2 separate regions of the Mus musculus genome follow, and region 2 is linked to region 1. Evidence: chromatin contacts called from ENCODE POLR2A ChIA-PET data. All regions are on one chromosome and are shown on one strand. Each heading gives the region's core, a stretch centred on a gene start or an enhancer-like site at or near the end of the contact. The rest is flanking DNA. Distances are from core to core; before and after follow the strand shown.

Region 1 (3,997 bases), core at 605-3,104:
TGGAAGTGATGGTCAATATTAGGAACAACTAAATTTTCTGCTACAATAGGACCAGACATGCAACATTGCTGATATTGTACATGAAGTCACAGGCATTGTTGAATCTTAGAAGAATTTGTCAATGTGTTCAATTAACTGTCCAGTTTTTTTATTATTATTCTAATGATTAACTCCACTGCTTCCTGTAACAACCTCTGCTAGAAGGTATTTCCTTGTCTCTAAGGTAAGTTTTGTCCTAGAGGGTTTTAGATAGTTTGTTGTCAGGCAGGGCCCCTTTAATACTCTTAAAAATGGAGGCATCCAAAAGAATTTTTGTTGGTGTGTGTGTATGTTAGGACAGTTGGTATTTAACATATTTTAAATTAAAACTGAAAAAGAAGCAGAGATGAGACAGAGACTTCTGACAAGATAAAGCTCCTGGTCCCCCTTAGCCACTCCTTCCTCATGATCTGGATAGTAAACCCTTGTCTCACAGGGGCTTGATCTGGCTGGGTTTCTGCCACTTGCAGATAAAAGAGCACTGAACAATAAAGAATTAGTCTAGGGTAATAAATAATGAAGGCTTGAATTGAATACATCAAAGTGCTATTTCCTCCCTTCCTTTTGCCACCCATTAATTGAAAGCCTCCTGAGGAGTGATAAATTTAAACGCAACTAACACCTACACTTCACAGCACCTTACCAAGTTTCAAAGTGCTTTCACACTCAGTATTTAATTTTCACTACAACCTATGAAGTAGTTTGTTTTTCATTCGTCTTTACAGATGAGAAAACTGAGACGTGTCAAGCCTGTGAGACTTCACACAGCTGTGAAGTGGCTTAGCAAAGACTAAATCCAAATCTAAATCTCTACATCTTCTATGGCCAAAGTTCCCGTCACCTGTCTCAGGTGGCGCTATTTTATAAGCTGTTCGTAGCACAAGCCTTCCCACATCTTTCTTCTCTTCTCTTCTCTTCTCTTCTCTTCTCTTCTCTTCTCTTCTCTTATCTTATCTTCTCTTCTCTTCTCTTCTCTTCTCCCTCTCTCCCCTCTCTCCCCTCTCCTCTCTTTCTTTCTTTCTTTCTCTCTCTCTCTCTCTCTCTCTCTCTCTCTCTCTCTCTCTCTCTCCCTCCCTCCCTCCCTCCCTCCCTCCCTCCCTCCCTCCCTCTCTCTCTCTCTCTCTCTCTCTTTCTTTCTTTCTTTCTCAAGAATTCATCCTCCCGCGGTGCGCGAGGCGGTATCTATGAAGCAGAGCCTCTAAAATGATCATCGCATTTGGCTGTGGCCTGTAGTTCAGAAGGCACAAGTGGGAATGAAATTAGCCCGCTAACATCACTCCTTGAGCTCTATAATTGAAGGGCTGTGGAAGGGGGCCTAGGAAATGGGCGGGAACGGGAGAGGCTGGGTAATACTCTGCAGCTAATTCACAGACTTCGTGAACCTTTGCATCTCCAAAGAAAGCTTGCCGAGCTCCGGGTTCAGGCAAGTAGATGAGCGAACTGCAGGACTTAGATTCCGAGGTCTTGGATTTGAAAGATGCCCATAAACAAAGAAACAACAAAGTCAAGTTCCCTTGGCAAAAGAAGAGGAGTTTGAAACGAAGCGTCTTTTCCCTGTAAGGATGGAAAGTCTTAACACACCACCCTACATCACTCAGATTTGTTATCCAGGGAGGTTGTTCGGACAGTTTGGGCGAGGCACGCCCGCGGCTCTCCCAGAGTACTACAAATCCCATAAAGCCTCGCGGGGCGGAGGGTGATGACAAGGCGCGGGCAGATTGGCTGGGACGGGGAGGAGCGAGCCTGTCGCCTCAAGAGGGTGGGGCGAGAGGCGGGGCGGGGCGCGGGTGGCTTGGCAGACACGCCCCCTCGCCAGAGGCCCCCCCTCCGCGCTGCTTTCCACCGCCTCCTTGCTCTTGGCGGTCAGAGAGGGCCGGAGTGAGAAGATGGCGAAGACGTACGATTATCTGTTCAAGCTGCTGCTCATCGGCGACTCCGGCGTTGGCAAGACCTGCCTCCTGTTCCGCTTCTCAGAGGACGCCTTCAACACCACCTTTATCTCCACCATCGGTGAGGGAGCGGCCGCGGCCCGGGACGGGAGCTGAGACGAGGGGGGCGGGTGCCTGGGGGCCTGGGAGAGGGCACGCGAGGGCTTGGCGACCGGAGAAGGGGACCCCGAAGGGCCGCGGAGAGGGCAGTGAGAGCCGGAGAGGCTGAAAGGGACGGATGGGGATGCGGAACTGCGGACGGACGAAAGGGAACCGGAGCAATCGGAAACCAGGGGTGTTGGGGACACGAGGGGGCTCCGGGGCGGCGGCGGCAGCGGCGTCCCAGAGGGACGGAGTCGGGGGAACACAGGAAATCGTACGGAAAGAGAAGGAGGGGAGGGAGAGTGAATACGAACGTGGGTTAGAAAGACAGGAAAGAGGAAGGAAATGTGAAGAGGGAAATGAAGGTTTGAGGACTCAAAGAGGGGCTTCAAATGAAGTAAAGGGGCAGAGGACACCAGGGACAAGAGAAGTGAGACTAGGAGGCGGTCAACAGGGAATTGAGGGGAATGACTGACTGAATGATCAGGAGGCAAGCGATAAAACGACATTGACTCTAAAGGTGTGAACAGAGATGCCAAGAGAAAATGCAGAAGATTGTAGGTGGGAGAAGGACTCAGGAGGACCCGAGGGCGACTTGAGGCTACTTGGTGGAGAAAGTGAAGGCGAGCTGAGTGTTAACTAGAAAGGAGAAGGGGAAGCAGGGGATGCAGTGCAGGGGTTGAGAGATCAGAGAGGAAATGGAAAACGCGGGGCTCAGGACTTTCCCTAGTAACTGGGAACGCTGGTTTCCATTTTCTCTTGACATCTTTGAATCGAGATTTAAAAAGTGACTAATGATGGAGTAATGTCTACGGGGTGTTAAAAATCTTTTGAGTGTTTATAGGAATTAAAGGGGCTGGGGACTTTGGGAGATGATGTGGTTAGAAGAAATTTATTGTTCACCGCCTTATTCCGTGTCTTGGGAAGCAGCAGTAAGTTTCTCAACTTTGTAAATTCTTGAGCTCGTGTAGTTGGTAACATCCAAGCCAAGTGATTGACTGTACATTCCGCCTGCCTCCCTGTGTAGTTTCCTTTGATTCTAATTACTTTGTAGGTGAATCATAACATACTGTATATTTCCCAATTACTTCTAATTGACTCAAGAAAAAAATTTCTCACTCTTCACTGGGAGCTGCTCTTGTATCTTCAGTAAAAGACATTGTGTGCAGGTAAACAGGATCTTTAAGTTGTAAACTGAAGAACACATCAAAACTGCTTTTAAACCTTCAGTAGGATGACCTTAACATTATTTCCTTTGTTAAATAGCTGCAGTCCAGTGGCCCACTCACTCATCAGCTTTTTGGTTGTCTGGCCTCTAATACTAGCTTATTTAAAGCATTTTTCAAATGGCTTTCCAGGTGATCCACAAGTAATGGGGAACTAGTGTGTTGACAATAAGTATGTCAAAGGGGCTGGAAAGTTGCTATGGTGGTTAGGAGGATTTGCTGCTCTTACAGAGGACCCAGGTTTGGTTCATAGCACTCACTTGGCACCTCATACTGCCTGTAATTCTAATGGAATACAACACCCTCTTCTGGCCTCCGTGGGGACTAGACATTTACATGGTGTACATACATTTATGCAGGAAAAAAACCTTGAATTAAAAACAAAACAAAATCCGTGTTTAAATATTTGTGGCATTTGAAAATAGGTGACATTTTAAAAGTAGGTATCGAGCACTTTCCAGTGTAAGTATTGGTAAAGAGTCTCCATGGTTTATTCTGATTTTTTTTTTTCCTACAGACTGAATGGAAATTTGGGTGTTGTGATATCTGGGCTGAAGGAAGTTTGAGTTGCGAGTTCTTGGCAGTTAGTCTTGAGTGGGACTTTTCTGAGGAAGCAGATTTTAAATGTCATCTCCCTTCTCGAAAGTGTATTTGTAAGAGACTTGGTGCAAGCTGGTACAGCTGCTAAAGGACATTCATTTC
Region 2 (3,997 bases), core at 494-2,993, 120 kb after region 1:
AGCCCTGTTTGCCTACACAAGATGAAGCTCGTCAATATTCTAGCGCAGAGTAGGAAGAAGTTCATAAGATGCAAACACTGACTGGGAAGCGATTGACAGCTTGGCTTTTCAGAGAGAGTCAGCTTTCCTCGAGGGCATGGCTTCTGGGAGGTAGACCACACTCTAATGGATGTCCCTACAGCCAGACGTACATGAGCAATACAAATTAGACTCAGACTCAGTGTGTAATTTAAGAGAAAAAAAAGAACACATGAAGTTGGGAGCAGGTAGGGGATGGAGGTGAATCTGGAAAGAGGATAAATATGACCAAAATACATTGTATATATGTTCAAATTATTGAAAATATTATATTAATAAAAGTAACTTCAGCATACTTGGTGTTAATAAGTAGATAGGAACAAGGCATAGGAGAATAGAAAAATGTTGTTGTCCTAGCAATGCTGCATGTGGACTCTGCCCGTCTATGTACTAGGTTCATCCAGTTCAACCTAAGCTTCATTTAAAAGCAAACCCACTCATAAATGACACAAGATCAAACACACTATCCCTAACACCTAGGACCGTAAACATTTCACCAAGGTCTCTTAAAGAACAATAATTAGTTTTCCACTCATCGGGCTAAAAGAACCTTATTAGAGTGAACCTAATTAAAGAGTGAAGTCAAGTCAGTTTATTTCTAACAACTGACCCACTTCTAACTTCTGGAGATGAGGGAAGACAAGAACTAGGAAGATGAAGATTCTGCTGGTTGCTCTGGAATTTTCTCTGGTTTGTGATGACCAGAAACCTCTTCATCTGGCATAACCCTTCATAGCCCTACTGATATGTGACCGGGAAAGGCTGCTCTCTGGGTGGGAAGAATTCTATGTGTTTTTTACATGGATTCTGGCATTTCTCTATGCATCAGGTTTTGTAATATATATGTCAAGTATTACAGCTTTCACCTCTATATTCTTTCTCCATCAGCATGTAATCCAGGTATAAAAGCTAAGCCTAGGAACAGTGGGGCTCAAGGTGATGAACAAAACTCCATCAGTAACTGAGCAGGGACAAACCCTAGGCCTAATGTCTGGAGCGGCTGACTCTGACTACACTTATAACACCTCGGAGCCCCGCCCACTACATTACCAGGTCTCCAGAACTTCGGCTCGCTTTGGCTGGAGTAGGGCGGCACTCTGAGCTTGCTCTGGCTGGAGTAGGGCGGCGCTCTGAGCTCGCTCTGCAGGCGCTGACAGGTCTGGGAGCGACTCAAAGCCCCGCCTCCCAGGCTCCGACCTGGCTCCGGTTTGACTGGGCGTGGGACTCCTCCAGGCTCTCCGCCTTCCGACCTCCGTTCCCTGTTCTGACAGGATCTGTGCTCCGAAGCCACGCCCCTCCTCTGCCCTCGGAGCACCTCGAGTCCCCTGCCGAGCTCCGCCCAGCAACCCGCTTTTACAGGCCAAGGAGCAGCTCAGGCCCCAACTCCCGAACCCTGCCTTGTCCCGTGTGACTAGAGGACCTCGAGGTCCTGCATGCCAACCCTCGCTCTGCCGTCCACTCTGATAGGCTATGGAACTCTTCCAGGCCTGGCCTCCCGAAGCTCCCTCCTGTTGCCTCTTTGACTAGGGCACCGAAGGCTCCGCCTCTCGAGCCCCGTCCCGCCCTCGGCATCTCCAGACCCCGCCTCACGGGCTCCGCCTCGTCCACTGCTCTGACGGAGCACCGGAGCCTCGCCACCCAGCCCCGCCCCGTATCCAGGACCCGCTGTCCATTGGGCACTGCAGGGCCCTCGGGCCCCCGCGACTGGCTCCCGAGGTCGTCATGACGGCTGCGGTGTTCTTTGGTTGCGCCTTCATCGCCTTCGGGCCCGCGCTCGCTCTTTATGTCTTCACCATCGCCACCGACCCTTTGCGAGTCATCTTCCTCATCGCCGGGTGAGGCTGCGCTGTGTCCCGGACGCCGCGGGTTCCCTCCCTCTCCTGGGTTCCCACGACCCCGGGATCCCCATCTCCCAGGGGCTCCAGCTTGTGGTGCGGTCCAGGGCTGGAACTGTTCCTGGGAGGGTCTGAGAAGAGCAGGCCCGTAGGCTAAGCAGGCGCCCCTTGGCTTCTGTTGGCTGAGTGTGGGAACAAGCAGATAGATTCCTGCATGAAGCCTTTGTCTTTCTGTAGGAATCTCTCATTTCCCTCAGTGCTGAGCAGCATCGAAGAGTCGTTATCACTACTCTCTGCCATTAAAGTCACCTGGAGATCAGATGTTTATTCCCTGCCCCCCACCCTCACATCAATCCTCGGACTCAGAATGTCTGTGCAGACTATTCAGGCTCAGATTTTCTTTGTAGACTCCTGGGTAATGGTTTGGGTGCAGTCAAGGAGGAAAGTTCGAGAAAACACAGTAACAACTGACCAGGCGGCATGTCCTCCTGGGAGCTTGGTAAATACCGGAACTCTGCTGGTGAACGTGGTCTTGGTCTCGCTGCACCTGCCCGAAGTTTGCAGCTTCTGAACTTTCCATTATATTAATGCAGGCGTTAGGTATTCATTTTCTTTTAGAAAAAGACACTTGACAATATCTAACCATTAAACTTATATTTTCTGGTGAATTTTGAGGATATGAAATTTGCAACTGTCACTGGTTGTATATTTCTATAGCACACAAAGCATCTCTTAGGAAAAATAGTCAGCAACCAAGTGCCTCTTAGTCCTTGACAGATAGTGCCCTAGCGTGCACGCGACAGGGTCACTGAATCGTTCTTGTTAAGCACATCTGACGTTCCTCTTGGACTATTTGTCTCACTAGGAGAAAAAAAAAATTCTGATCTAAAACATCACTTTGTGAGGATTGTTTACTAAAAATGATTTGTAGCTCAAGCAGGTTTGATTTAAAGTCATTATTAAGCCTGTGCTTCTGTTAACTTGTGATTTTTTTTTTCCTTCTACGTTCCAGTGCTTTCTTCTGGTTGGTGTCTCTCCTGCTGTCATCCGTTTTTTGGTTCCTAGTGAGAGTCATTACTGACAACAGAGATGGACCAGTACAGAATTACCTGCTCATCTTCGGAGTGTTGCTCTCTGTCTGTATCCAAGAGCTGTTCAGGCTCGCATATTATAAGCTGTTAAAGTAAGTTAAGTGTTTGTTTTATTTTCCCAGTTAGACTTGAATTACGATTTAGTGATTGCTACAATTTTAGCCTGAAAATATTGAATATTTAAATTTACAATCCGGTTTGCCTGCCCTCCTGCTCCTCCTTATCTTTCTCTCTTCATTCTTCCCAAAAGTGTTTCTTCAAAAATTTCCCAATGCCAGACACTTTGTAGAAGCTGAGGTACAAAGGTGGGTTAAGAGACAGAAGCTCTGGCCTGGTAGAATTTATAATGAGAGGAAACAGGCAAGATATGAATGAACAAAAAGAAATCCACTATTGAAGAAAAATAACCCAGGGAAATAATTACTGAAACAATAAAGAGCCTTTCCACTTGAACTTCATGCTTCCCTCCTACCACCTCAAATAAATTATTCTTATGGAAATTATGCCTTCCATTATTTTAACTGTTAGTGGGAAACAAAGGCTCACTTAAAAATATTTTCTATAGTTTCAAGTCTGCAAATGAAAGATACATTTAACAAAAAACCAAGCCATGAGCTCTCTTTTTGGGGTTAGGATGTAAGTATTTAAATTGATTTCTTATGCTATGCTTTATTTATGCATTTATTTATTTACCTAGAACACAACTGTCATTGCCTAACACTTATCTTCTGTAACTGCTGTGTTGTCTAAAATTGCTGTATGATACCTGAAATATATGGATAGTTTAAAGCTTGGATTGAAAATTTTGCAACCTTATTCAGTTTTTATATAACATTGATACAGTAACTATTTTGTCATAAAAAGCTAAGATAATCACAGCTACAGGGTTTTTGTGAGTTTGCTTGCTTGCTTTATCTCCCTACCCCCATGCCCTCCACACCAGAGTCTTTGTGGAAGCTAGAGGAGAGCTCTGCCACTGACCTATACCCTTGG

Evidence for each region. ChIA-PET counts read pairs that join two places held with the same protein, here RNA polymerase II (POLR2A).
Region 2: POLR2A ChIA-PET joins it to region 1 with 17 read pairs in Patski. The contact joins the promoter of Aph1b here to the promoter of Rab8b in region 1. POLR2A ChIA-PET finds 5 or more read pairs at or near these places in 2 of 5 experiments (Patski and embryonic stem cell).

What each region holds. Positions count from the first base shown.
Region 1 is chr9:66,917,562-66,921,558 of GRCm38, reverse strand. It overlaps Rab8b (RAB8B, member RAS oncogene family), which reads left to right and starts at 1,854. Exons shown (of 8, transcript NM_173413.3): 1 at 1,854-2,049. The coding sequence starts at 1,926.
Region 2 is chr9:66,793,169-66,797,165 of GRCm38, reverse strand. Aph1b (aph1 homolog B, gamma secretase subunit) reads left to right here and starts at 1,743. Exons shown (of 6, transcript NM_177583.4): 1 at 1,743-1,913; 2 at 2,926-3,096. The coding sequence starts at 1,801.